Linked DNA regions of Homo sapiens: region 2 is linked to region 1. Evidence: read pairs that join two places in POLR2A ChIA-PET (ENCODE). Cell type or tissue: OCI-LY7. All regions are shown on one strand. Links, peaks and the distances in the headings refer to the core of each region. The heading gives the core; the rest is flanking DNA.

Region 1 (5,385 bases), core at 325-5,324:
GGCAGGAGAATTGCTTGAACCCGGGAGGAGGAGGTTGCAGTGAGCAGAGGTAGCGCCACTGACTCCAGCCTGGGCAACACAGTAATACTCCGTCTCAAAAAAAAAAAATAACAATAATAAAAAAAGAAAAAAGAAATGCCATTGTGGGTCGATCTTGATTTCTTTACACATACACACCTGCTCTAATTTTAGATGCGTCATTTGGCTATGCGGTCATTGAGTTTACAGCTAAAGGCTGTACTTTAATTATTCATAGTACCTCCTACAGGACTGAATTTGTGATTCTGTGTTATCAACTGAAGCACACAGTTCAAATGAGCATTGGAACTATTGTCTGCTTAGTAATCAGAGAGCTTTTGTCTTTATGCTGTGATTCCAGAATTTGTCCCCTACTTGATTCCTGATACCTTGATCTTTTAAAAAATACTCCTCAAGAAGGCTTGGGCCGTGCACGGTGGGTCACGCCTGTAATCCCAGCACTTTGGGAGGCCGAGGCGGGTGGATCACGAGGTCAGGATATCGAGACCATCCTGGCTAACACGGTGAAACCCTGTCTCTACTAAAAAAAAAAAAAATACAAAAAATTAGGCGGGCGTGGTGGTGTGCGCCTGTAGTCCCAGCTACTCGGGAGGCTGAGGCAGGAGAATGGCGTGAACCCGGGAGGCGGAGCTTGCAGTGAGCCGAGACCGCGCCACTGCACTCCAGCTTGGGCACAGAGCGAGACGCTGTCTCAAAAAAAAAAAAAAAAAAAAAAGAAAAGAAAAAAGAAGGCTTGAGATTTTCATGTCATAGTTAGGGATAATTAAAATGCAAATACAACTAGGGAGTTTATACACTGACATATTTAGAATATCCCTTCCCCACTAGAATGTAAACTTCTTAGGGGAGGAACTTGATTTTGTACCCTATTATGTCCCCAGTGTATACTTACACAAGTGGTGTACAGTTCGTGCTTAATAAATATTTGTTGAATGAACGAGCAAATGAGAGTCTATATTAATGTGCCAACTATTGCAGTAGTCAGCATTTCGTCTACACTTTTTTTTAATGCCTTTACACATTTTAGGCTTTATACATGCTGCGTCCTCTTTCTGCAACGCCTTTTCTCCGTCTTTTTACTCCTCCATCGCCTCTTCTAAACCTGGAGAAGGTATAATAATCCTTTAAAACTCCCCTTGTTTTGGTAAAACACTCCTTGATCCTTATCTTCCTCCTCAAATCAATCCTTTTTTAAAAAATAAAAATCAGCTGGGCTCCTGTAGCCTTTTTTTTGAGACGGAATTTTGCTCTTGTTGCCCAGGCTGGCGTGCAATGGTGTGCTCTCGGTTCACTGCAACCTCCGCCTCCCGGGTTCAAGTGAATCTACTGCCTCAGCCTCCCAAGTAGCTGGAATTACAGGCGCCCACTACCACACCTAGCTAATTTTTGTATTTTTAGTAGAGACGGGGTTTCACCATGTTGGCCAGGCCGGTCTTGAACTCCTGACCTCAGGTAATCTACCTGCCTCAGTCTCCCAAAGTGTTGGGATTACAGGCGTGAGCCACTGTGTCTGGCCTCCTGTAGCCTTTTGTGTATAATCCTGTTATAAAAGGAATCATTTTGTCCTGTAATGATTTGTTTACATGTCAGCCTCTGCCATTAGAAGTGAGTTCTTTGTTGGCTGGGCGCAGTGGCCGAGGCAGGTGGATTATGAGACCAGGAGTTCAAAACCAGCCTCGCCAAGATGGTGAAACCCTGTCTCTACTAAAAATACCAAAAATTAGCCGGGCGTGGTGGCGCATGCCTGTAATCCCAACTACTTGGGAGACTGAGGCAGGAGAACTGCTTGAACCCAGGAGGTGGAGGTTGCAGTGAGCTGAGACTGTGCCATTGCACTCCAGCCTGGGCAACATGGTGAAACTCTGTCTCAAAAAAAAAAACCAAAAACAAACAAGAAATGAGTTCTTTGAGGTTGTGATATTGCGTATTTCTTTTGTATCCTTACTCTTAGTGTGGTGACTGGTTTATGGCAGATGTTTAAGAAACATCACTGACAACTGACTGAATCTTGCAAGTGGTCCTTCACCCTGCAGGGTTCCAGAAAGGTCTCAGACAGCTCCCTGTTAAGGAGTGCATTACAAGATCATTTTCTTTAAAAGCACTATTTTGGATAGGAAATCTTCTTGCCTACTAAGATTTTCTTTTGCTAAATCTCTTTATTCTGTATTCAAATGGAATTATTCTTGTGGAAACACAGAGTACAGCCCATAAATAAGGGATTTAGAAATACTTGGTCAAATTTCAAGGTGGGATTGATTACCTTGGTTTTCCACTCAGTGGATGCTTTCTGGTTACTTTGATGCCATAGAAACCTCAAAAATAGTAACATTTGGGAAAGGCTGGAATACTTATCCTGAGGAAAAATAAATGGTTTGACTATTGGGAACCAAACTCCTGTTGGTGTAGGACAGGGGAATTATGTTGTATAACGTAGTATCTCATGTCTCCAGCTATAAGAGGATTGTGGCCTGCTCAGGTTGCTATGGTTGTGACTATGACAACTCTGGAAAACATGAGAGAGATGCCAAGAAGAGGGCGTGGTAATGGCCATGGGCACAAGAGAACAAATGTCCAAGAGTAGGGACTGCATAGGGTCCTTGGATTCCAGTGGTTGTCCTTGGATTCCAGTGGCAGGGAGTCAAAACCCTATTCAAAGATCTGACTTCTACATTCTATTATTTACATAGAAGCAAACCCTGAACTGCTAATAATTGATTCCTTTCATTCATCCATTCTGCTTTTTGTTATTTTGAGGAAGGAAATGAAGTAGAGGGAAGCAGCATAAGTACCTAGGGTACTGCGGCTCTTGAGAACAGGCACTATTTAATTAAGCCAACTGTGAATTTGTGTGGGTGAAAGTAACAGCTGCTGATACTTAGGATATTTTTAAGTTGCACCCAGTTGGGATACTCTCTATGTCTATATATGGTCCTTCATGCTAAAGGACCTCGTGGAGATGGGTGGGCTAAAAACACAGACTCTTTGAAACTACATCGTCATCTTTTCATCTCTGTCAGCACATCAGCAGCCTGCTCTCTGGGAAACTTCAGCAAGGTTAAATGTTAAACCATTCATATGACCTACTCAGCAATAACTCCTCCATCCCCCTACATTGTTGCTAGGCTTTTCTGAGATTCAAGGAGAGACTTATTTGTTTAGTTCCAATATACTTTCAAGCTGCCTAGTTACCATGTCTTGTGCACAACGTGCACTCCAGGCAAACAAACTTTTTCAGAGCACAGCAGATTGGAGCAACAAACAAGCCTAGCAAATTGAGCCCCCTGAGCCCATGTGCTATCTGAAGCAAACCAAAACACAGCTGGCGGAGTTAATTTTAGACTTTCCAACCTTGGTAATGTCCTATCAATTTGGGATAAGCTGTTTTGAATAGGCTTGAAAAGGACCTTCCCTCCTTCTCCCCATGGCAGCTTACTGCTATGTGGTTTGAATTTAGTGGGAAAAACAGTTAATTGCGGGCAATGGTAAACTTGATGTACCAAGAAATTCAATTCAGCATTTATTGAGCAAGTACAAGGCCCATGCAAGAAACTTTTTATTTTGAGACAGGTTCTCACCCTGTCATCCAGGCTGTAGTGCAGTGACTGGATCGCGGCTCACGGCCACCTGGAACTTCTGAACTCAGGCACTCCTTCTGCCTTGGCTTCTCAAGTAGCTGGGACTACAGGTGCATGCCCAGCAATTTTTTGTTCTTGTGGAGATAGGGTTGCCCTATGTCGCCCAGGCTGTTTATAAGATCCTCCTGCCTTGGCCTCCTAAAATGCTGGGATGCGTGAGCCACTGTACCTGGCCAGTGAATCTTTCATAATTTTTGTCCTATGGACTAAGATCCTCAAAATTATACACAAAGTAGTACTTTCTAAAAAGTTTTGAAAGACTGGCTTTTTGAAAACAAAAATCAATTTTTATGTTGTGGTGCTTCCAAACACCAAAAGGGAGTTGGCATGATGATTAGGAAAGTTGTTTTATCAAATTATGCTGTTTATAAATGTAACCAGAATTTAAATACAATACAAGGAGTATATACATGCTACTCACTTCTGAATAGACAAGATCCAGTTCTCTGACCACCAAAATAGGTAAGATCCCTTTAATATATACTCATATACAGGCCAGGTGCAGTGGCTAACACCTGTAATCCCAACACTTTGGGAGGCTGAGGCAGGCAGATCACTTGAGGTCAGGAGTTCAAGACCAGCCTGGGCAACATGGTGAAACTCCGTCTCTACTAAAAAATACAAAAATTAACCAGGTGTGGTCATGCATACCTGTAATCCCAGCTACTCGGGAGGCTGAGGCAGGAGAATCACTTGAACCTGGAGGTGGAGGTTGCAGTGAGCCGAGATCGTGCCACTGCACTCCAGCCTGGGTGACAGAGTGAGTGAGACTCTGCTTGAAAAAATAAAAAAGACTTCATATACAACAAGGCCCTTTCTTTCATGACATTTACACATTTTCTAACTTTGCTTTTATTTGATTACTTGTATTTCCCAATGACCTATAGGATTCAGATGGTAAACACTAGGGCCTTTTTTTTTTTTTTTTAACTCTCAGAGGCCCATAGTAGACACTCAATGAATTCTTGTTGAGTAGATAAATGATTATAACCCAAAATCTAGCCATCCTATTGCATAAACCTCATATTCAAAAGAGTAACGAGCTTGAAGGGGAGGGTACTGGGTTAGGTTTGTGGTCAATAAAACATTCCTTCTTCCATTTTAAACATTAAATAATAAGCTCTGTGTTTGTTTTTTTGTTGTTGTTTTTGTTTGTTTGTTTGAGACGGAGTTTCACTCTTGTTGCCCGGGCTGGAGTGCAATGACACAATCTTGGCTCACCACAACCTCTGCCTCCTGGGTTCAAGCGATTCTCCTGCCTCAGCGTCCTGAGTAGCTGGGATTACAGGCATGCACCACCACACCTGGCTGATTTTTTTGTATTTTTAGTAGAGACGGCGTTTCTCCATGTTGGTCAGGCTGGTCTTGAACTCCCGACCTCAGGTGATCCGCCCGCCTTGGCCTCCCAAAGTGCTGGGATTACAGGTGTGAGCCACTGCGCCCGGCAGGCTCTGTGTTTTGATGCTTTGTGGGTTTTAGCAATAAATAAATGCACTGAAAGACATCAAGCTTCATCAGTCTTTCATGTCTCCATTCCTTTCTTTTTTTGTTTTGTTTTTTTTTTTTTGGAGCCTGAGTCTCGCTCTGTCGCCCAGGCTGGAGTGCAGTGGCGCAATCTTGGCTCACTTCTTCCTCCGTCTCCCAGGATCAAGTGATTCTCCCGAATCAGCCTCCCGAGTAGCTGGGATTACAGGCACCCACCACCACGCAG
Region 2 (5,385 bases), core at 1-5,000, 230 kb before region 1:
TAAAGGGTCATAATAAATCTGTGGGATCAGATCCAGGAAAGCTGTTAAAACCAATACCAGCCTCTTTGGGGAAATAAAATCCCAATGCATTCCATGTTGTACTTACAGTAATTATTATTTCATTTCTCCAGAATATTAATTTAAGAGACTCAAGGGAAGGATTATAGATTTTTAAGATTCAATATGGACATTCATATAAGCAGGACTATCTGTAGTTAGCTAATTTCTTATTCTCTAGTTTGTAGTAGGCAAACAAGTAAGTAAGATAAGAGAAAAAAGAATAAAAAGAGTCTTATCTATGTAAAGACAACTGCCATAGAAAGATGAAAGCATGTTAGGAAAAAGTAGCTGGCTAACTGGCCAACCAAAGCATAGGCATAAATGTTTAAAACTGAAAAACAGATCTGTCCTATATTTTTCCTTTGATCTGGGATCATTTTCTAAATATCACATACCTTTCACATGAACAGCCTTAATAAAAACCGCCAGGACTCCCCAGAAAAGCAAATGGTTCTTCATCTTGACTTCACTTCTTCTGAAAAACTGGAGCAAAAAAAGTCAGGGTTAAGGTGTGTGATCTATAAGGAGTGTGCAAATGATGGTGCTTCTGCTTTCTTAAAATAACACTCCAGGCAGCTAACAAACTAAAAACAATCACAACTGTGGTTGAAGTCTGAAGTTTAAATGCTGAACTGGAAAAATGTATGACTCACATTTAAGTATTTTCTTGCAAAGCATCCAAATAAAAACCATAATTTGATACAATCATTTTTATTTTGCATTTACACTATATAAATGTTTAAACCAGAAGACTAATAATAATTTCAAGGAAGGATTCCATTAAGAATGTTGAAATAGGGATTTTCCATTTTATTACCTAGATATATTCATATTAGTCTTCAAATCAGACATCTGACACTTGTCATGCCTAGAATAATAAATGAAGGTAAGTGAAGGAGGAGAGATGAAGGAAGGGGAGAGAAATGAAAGTCCTTTAAGGTCCCAAGTGTATCTTATGTTAATTTTTTATACTAGTCCTTAATTAACCAAGCTACCAGATTTAAATATATATTTTGTATATATCTCACAAAATATGTATTTTGTATATATCTCACAAAATCTGTATTTTGTATATATCTCACAAAATCTGTATTTTGTATATATCTCACAAAATCTGTATTTTGTATATATCTCACAAAATCTGTATTTTGTATATATCTCACAAAATCTGTATTTTGTATATATCTCACAAAATCTGTATTTTGTATATATCTCACAAAATCTGTATTTTGTATATATCTTACAAAATATATTTTGATTACTTTCAGTTATTTTATAAGCTCAAACATGGAATTGGAATTAGAAGCTGGTAGATACTTGGCTGGGCGCAGTGCCTCACACCTGTAAACCCTGCACTCTGGGAGGCCGAGGCAGGTGGATCACTTGGGGTCAGGAATTCAAGACCAGCCTGGCCAACATGGTGAAACCCCGTCTCTACTAAAAATACAAAAATGAGCTGGACATGGTGAGGGCCTGTAATCCCAGCTATGCGGGAGGCTGGGGCAGGAGAATCGCTTGAATCTTGGATGCAAGAGGCTGCAGTAAGCCGAGATGGCACCACTGCACTCTAGCCTGGGTGACAGAGGGAGACTCTATCTCGAAAAAAAAAAAAAAAAAAAAAGAAGCGGGTATATACCAGATAAATAAGTTGCCATATTTTAATTTGATAGCATTAAGACGGACCTTCTGTCTAGTTACACCTTTCAGAATTGCAAACCCATAAGATGATTTTTGAGATGCCTCAAAAGCAAACTGAATCACTGCAGTATTTTGTGTAAAATTTTTTTCACTTAATTAATGTCATTTTTTTTAACTGAGCTTTTGGACAGAGCACCCCCTGCACTCCCACTCCAACATGCTGGAATTTCCTGTCTCTTAGGCAAGGTTGGTTCCAAGAATATGCTGGTTACACAACAGCATCAAATCCGTGTTACTTCTGGTTCTCAGCTCTAATTTTTGAAGGGACTCCTAGAATTTTAAGAGGTAATTAGGAGTACTTCAGAATCATAAGTAAGGCAAGCAGACTTCAAAGCTAGAAATACGAAATGACAGGATGAAAGAGACATTAAAGGCTAGCACATGATTGCACTTCTTCAGAGTATGTATTGAAAGTCTGTAAGAACAAAGTGTCAGGCACTGTCATACGCAATATTACTATACTGTCCAAGTTTATTCCTATTTTAATTTCTACTATCAGTAGGACTTAGCAACTACTTGAGTTTAGGGAAAATATACTGGCATCACATGGACAGTTTATTAAAAAAAGAAACAGACCTGAAAGCACATTATTTTAGTTTGTGGTCAGGAGGTCAAAACAACTATCAACCACTCTAAAAGATCCTCACCCCCAACTGAAGTTTCTAAATAACTGACTTATTCAATCACTCAAAAAAAAATAGTAATTAATAGTCAGCTGGATACCTTTTTAATTCTTGAAAAATAAACTCAAGGCTAGACTGCCTTCCCAAAGCAAGTTGAGTAAATCCTTGGGAACAAATTAAAACTTCTCCAAAAGTTTCCTTTTTTATAACAGCAAAGATTATTTAACTCATAATTACTAACCTAAAGAAAAGCTCTATATTTGATATTTTCATTCTTCCAATCTTGCTTTTTTTTTTTTTTTTGAGATGGAGTTTTGCTCTTGTTGCCCAGGCTGGAGTGCAATGGTGCCATCTCGGCTCACTGCAACCTCCACCTCCCAGGTTCAAGCAATTCTCCTGTCTCAGCCTCCTGAATAGCTGGGATTATAGGCATGTGCCACCATGCCCAGCTAGTATTGTATCTTTAGTAGAGACGGGGTTTCTCCATGTTGTTCACGCTGGTCTGGAACTCCTAACCTCAGGTAATCTGCCTGCCTCGGCCTCCCAAAGTACTGGGATTACAGGCGTGAGCCACTGCGCCTGGCCAATCTTGCATTTTTATATTTCGATTATGTAAACTATAAATCTAAAATAAATTGCGTTAATAAAAATAAAGTGTGACACATTTGTCATTAGAAGAGAATTACCTATGCTGGCAACATAGGATCTGGACTAGTGTTTTGCCTTGTGTGCTCTAGGGATCATCTGACTAGAACCACTTGTAGTACTGGTTAAAATATGGATTTCTTGGTAACACTCAGAATTTCTGGAGATGTGACCTTGGAATATGTATTTTCAAAAAGCATCCCAGTTGATTCTGATGTGCACTGAAGTTTGAAAACTAATGGAAAAAAAGACTGGCCTAGGGCAGGAAGTAAGGGAGTGCAGAATAACTAGCAGCAATAACTATTTATGGAAGAACAAAAGATTAATAAAGGTAATTTTTAAATAAATAGCCATACTGAAAAGTTAGCTGAAGTTTGTATTTGCTTATAATTCACTATAGGTAAGCTGTTGCATATTCTTTTTATCATTAACCTACTATATACAAATACAAGTTCCAGTTTAATTTTTAAACCACTTCTTTGCCAGTTTTAGTTATGTTTTTGCCACTAAAAAAATGTCAAATGTGAATAGTAGAACCCTTTACATGTGTGTTAAGTGATTGAGAACTTAGCCATGTGTTCTAAATTCTCAGCAAAAAAAGAGGCTTATTTTTCTATACTCACATTTAAGATTTGTGTAGTAAGAGATTCAGTGATAGACTCAGCTAGATGAAAGAGATCTTAAAGGTAATTTAGTCTCACCTTCATGACTCTCAATTTTTTTTCAATATTCTATATAACCGAATTCAGCATTTAGTTGAAAATCATCCGAAATAGTTGGATGCTCCACTCCCTGTGGACACAACTCATTATATTTTGGGATATTCAAATTGTGACAAGATTTTATTCTCATGGGACACAGAGAATGTAACTCCCTGTTTTCCTCCTGTCTCACTGGTGACTCCTTCTGGGTCTCTTGCCAAATTTTCCTCTGAATATTGAGGACATCAAGGCTTAATCCTCATCTTTTCTATTCTCTTAGCCTCTCCTTAATTAATTTTACCTTATTCCATGCCTTTAAACATAGGGCACACTGAGGACTCTCAAATGTATAACTTTAACTTTTACCTTGCCCATTGAGTTCTGAATGCCTATGTCCAACTTTTTATTTTATATCTCCATGTAGCTATCTAAATGGGTATCTAAACTTAACCAGGTAAAACGGTATTCTTGATGACCAATCCATCCTCACACTCACATACCAATCTCTTTCTGTCTCAAGTTTTCCCCCATCTCAGTAAATGACACCTCCATCAGTTACTCAAGCCAAAATCCTCTTCTTTGCTTCCTTTCTTTTCCTCTCCCCTACATCCAATTTACCAGCATGACCTGTCGGCTTTCTCTCCAAAACATATCCCAAATTCATCTGATTCTCTCCGTTTTCACTACCAACCTAGTCCAAGCCTCCATCCTCTTTCCTGGACTACCATAATAGCTTCTATAATTAAAAAGTAACTTTTCCTTTCCCTCAGCATTGGTGACTAAGGCACACAGATCATAAACAAGAATGACTAAGTACCACAAATCTAAAGCAAGCCAAATATTTCCTCCAAGGTTTGTTAAGAGGCAACGAAGCCAGACACAGTGGTGCATGCCTGTAGTCCCAGCTACTCAGGAGGCTAAGGCAGGAGGATCGCTTGAGGCCAGGAATTGAAGGCAAGGCTAAGGAAGATAACAGTAGTTTTCAATGTATAACTATTATGTACACATACAATTTTTTTCTAAAAAGAGGCAACAAAACTCAATCTACTTCCATCAACCACCACTCCACCGCTCCCATACACTCCCATCTCATCTTTAGAAGACTAGGGAGGGAAGAGGGGGGATGTTATAAGAGCAGCTGTTACCTTGTTGAAATCATAGTGTTTGTAATAAGAGACTCCCACACACATATCCCACCTCGCTTCACCCTTGGGAGAGTAGAGAGTAAAGGTGGGGCACCTTCCTCTCCCCAGATTCAAGTGAGGGAGAGTTTCAAGAAAATCACCCAAGAGATCAGGGACCCTAAAAGCAGGGGAGATTGAGAAGCAATATAGCATAATAGTTAAGAGAAAGGGCTCTGAACCTGACTGATTGGGTTTATCCCCCAATTCCACCACTCTCTAGCTAGGTAACACTGGACAAACCTTGAACAAATCACTTAATCTCTCTTAATTTCCTCTATCTGTAAAAGGGGGAAATAACAATATATGCTTCACAGGATTGTTGTCAGGTTAATATTTATTACATCTATTACATCATGTGAAGAAGTTAGATCTTGGCACACAATAAGTGTTATGTAAGTACTAGTTACTTATTATTATCATCGTCGTCATCATTATGTCTTAACTCCTTGTGGAGTTGCAGAAAATGCAGCTACC

What was found. ChIA-PET counts read pairs that join two places held together with the same protein. Peaks named below come from ENCODE experiments on the same cell type or tissue, not always from the same donor. Only the 100,000 strongest peaks of a DNase experiment are listed, where the experiment ranks them.
Region 2: POLR2A ChIA-PET joins it to region 1 with 10 read pairs; 3 of 35 experiments call an interaction of 5 or more read pairs at or near these places.

What each region holds. Positions count from the first base shown.
Region 1 is chr4:70,893,021-70,898,405 of GRCh38, forward strand. No RefSeq gene overlaps it. Among named protein-coding and RNA genes, the nearest start is that of MOB1B, 6.7 kb to the right of the region's middle. In OCI-LY7, for the core only: no CTCF peak of the experiment used is centred there; a DNase peak (open chromatin) is centred at 2,901.
Region 2 is chr4:70,665,972-70,671,356 of GRCh38, forward strand. JCHAIN (joining chain of multimeric IgA and IgM) reads right to left here and starts at 537. Exons shown (of 4, transcript NM_144646.4): 1 at 456-537. The coding sequence starts at 519. In OCI-LY7, for the core only: CTCF peaks have their summits at 1,575 and 1,799; DNase peaks (open chromatin) are centred at 600, 1,425, 1,661 and 2,130; H3K4me3 peaks cover 2,608 bases; H3K27ac peaks cover 5,000 bases.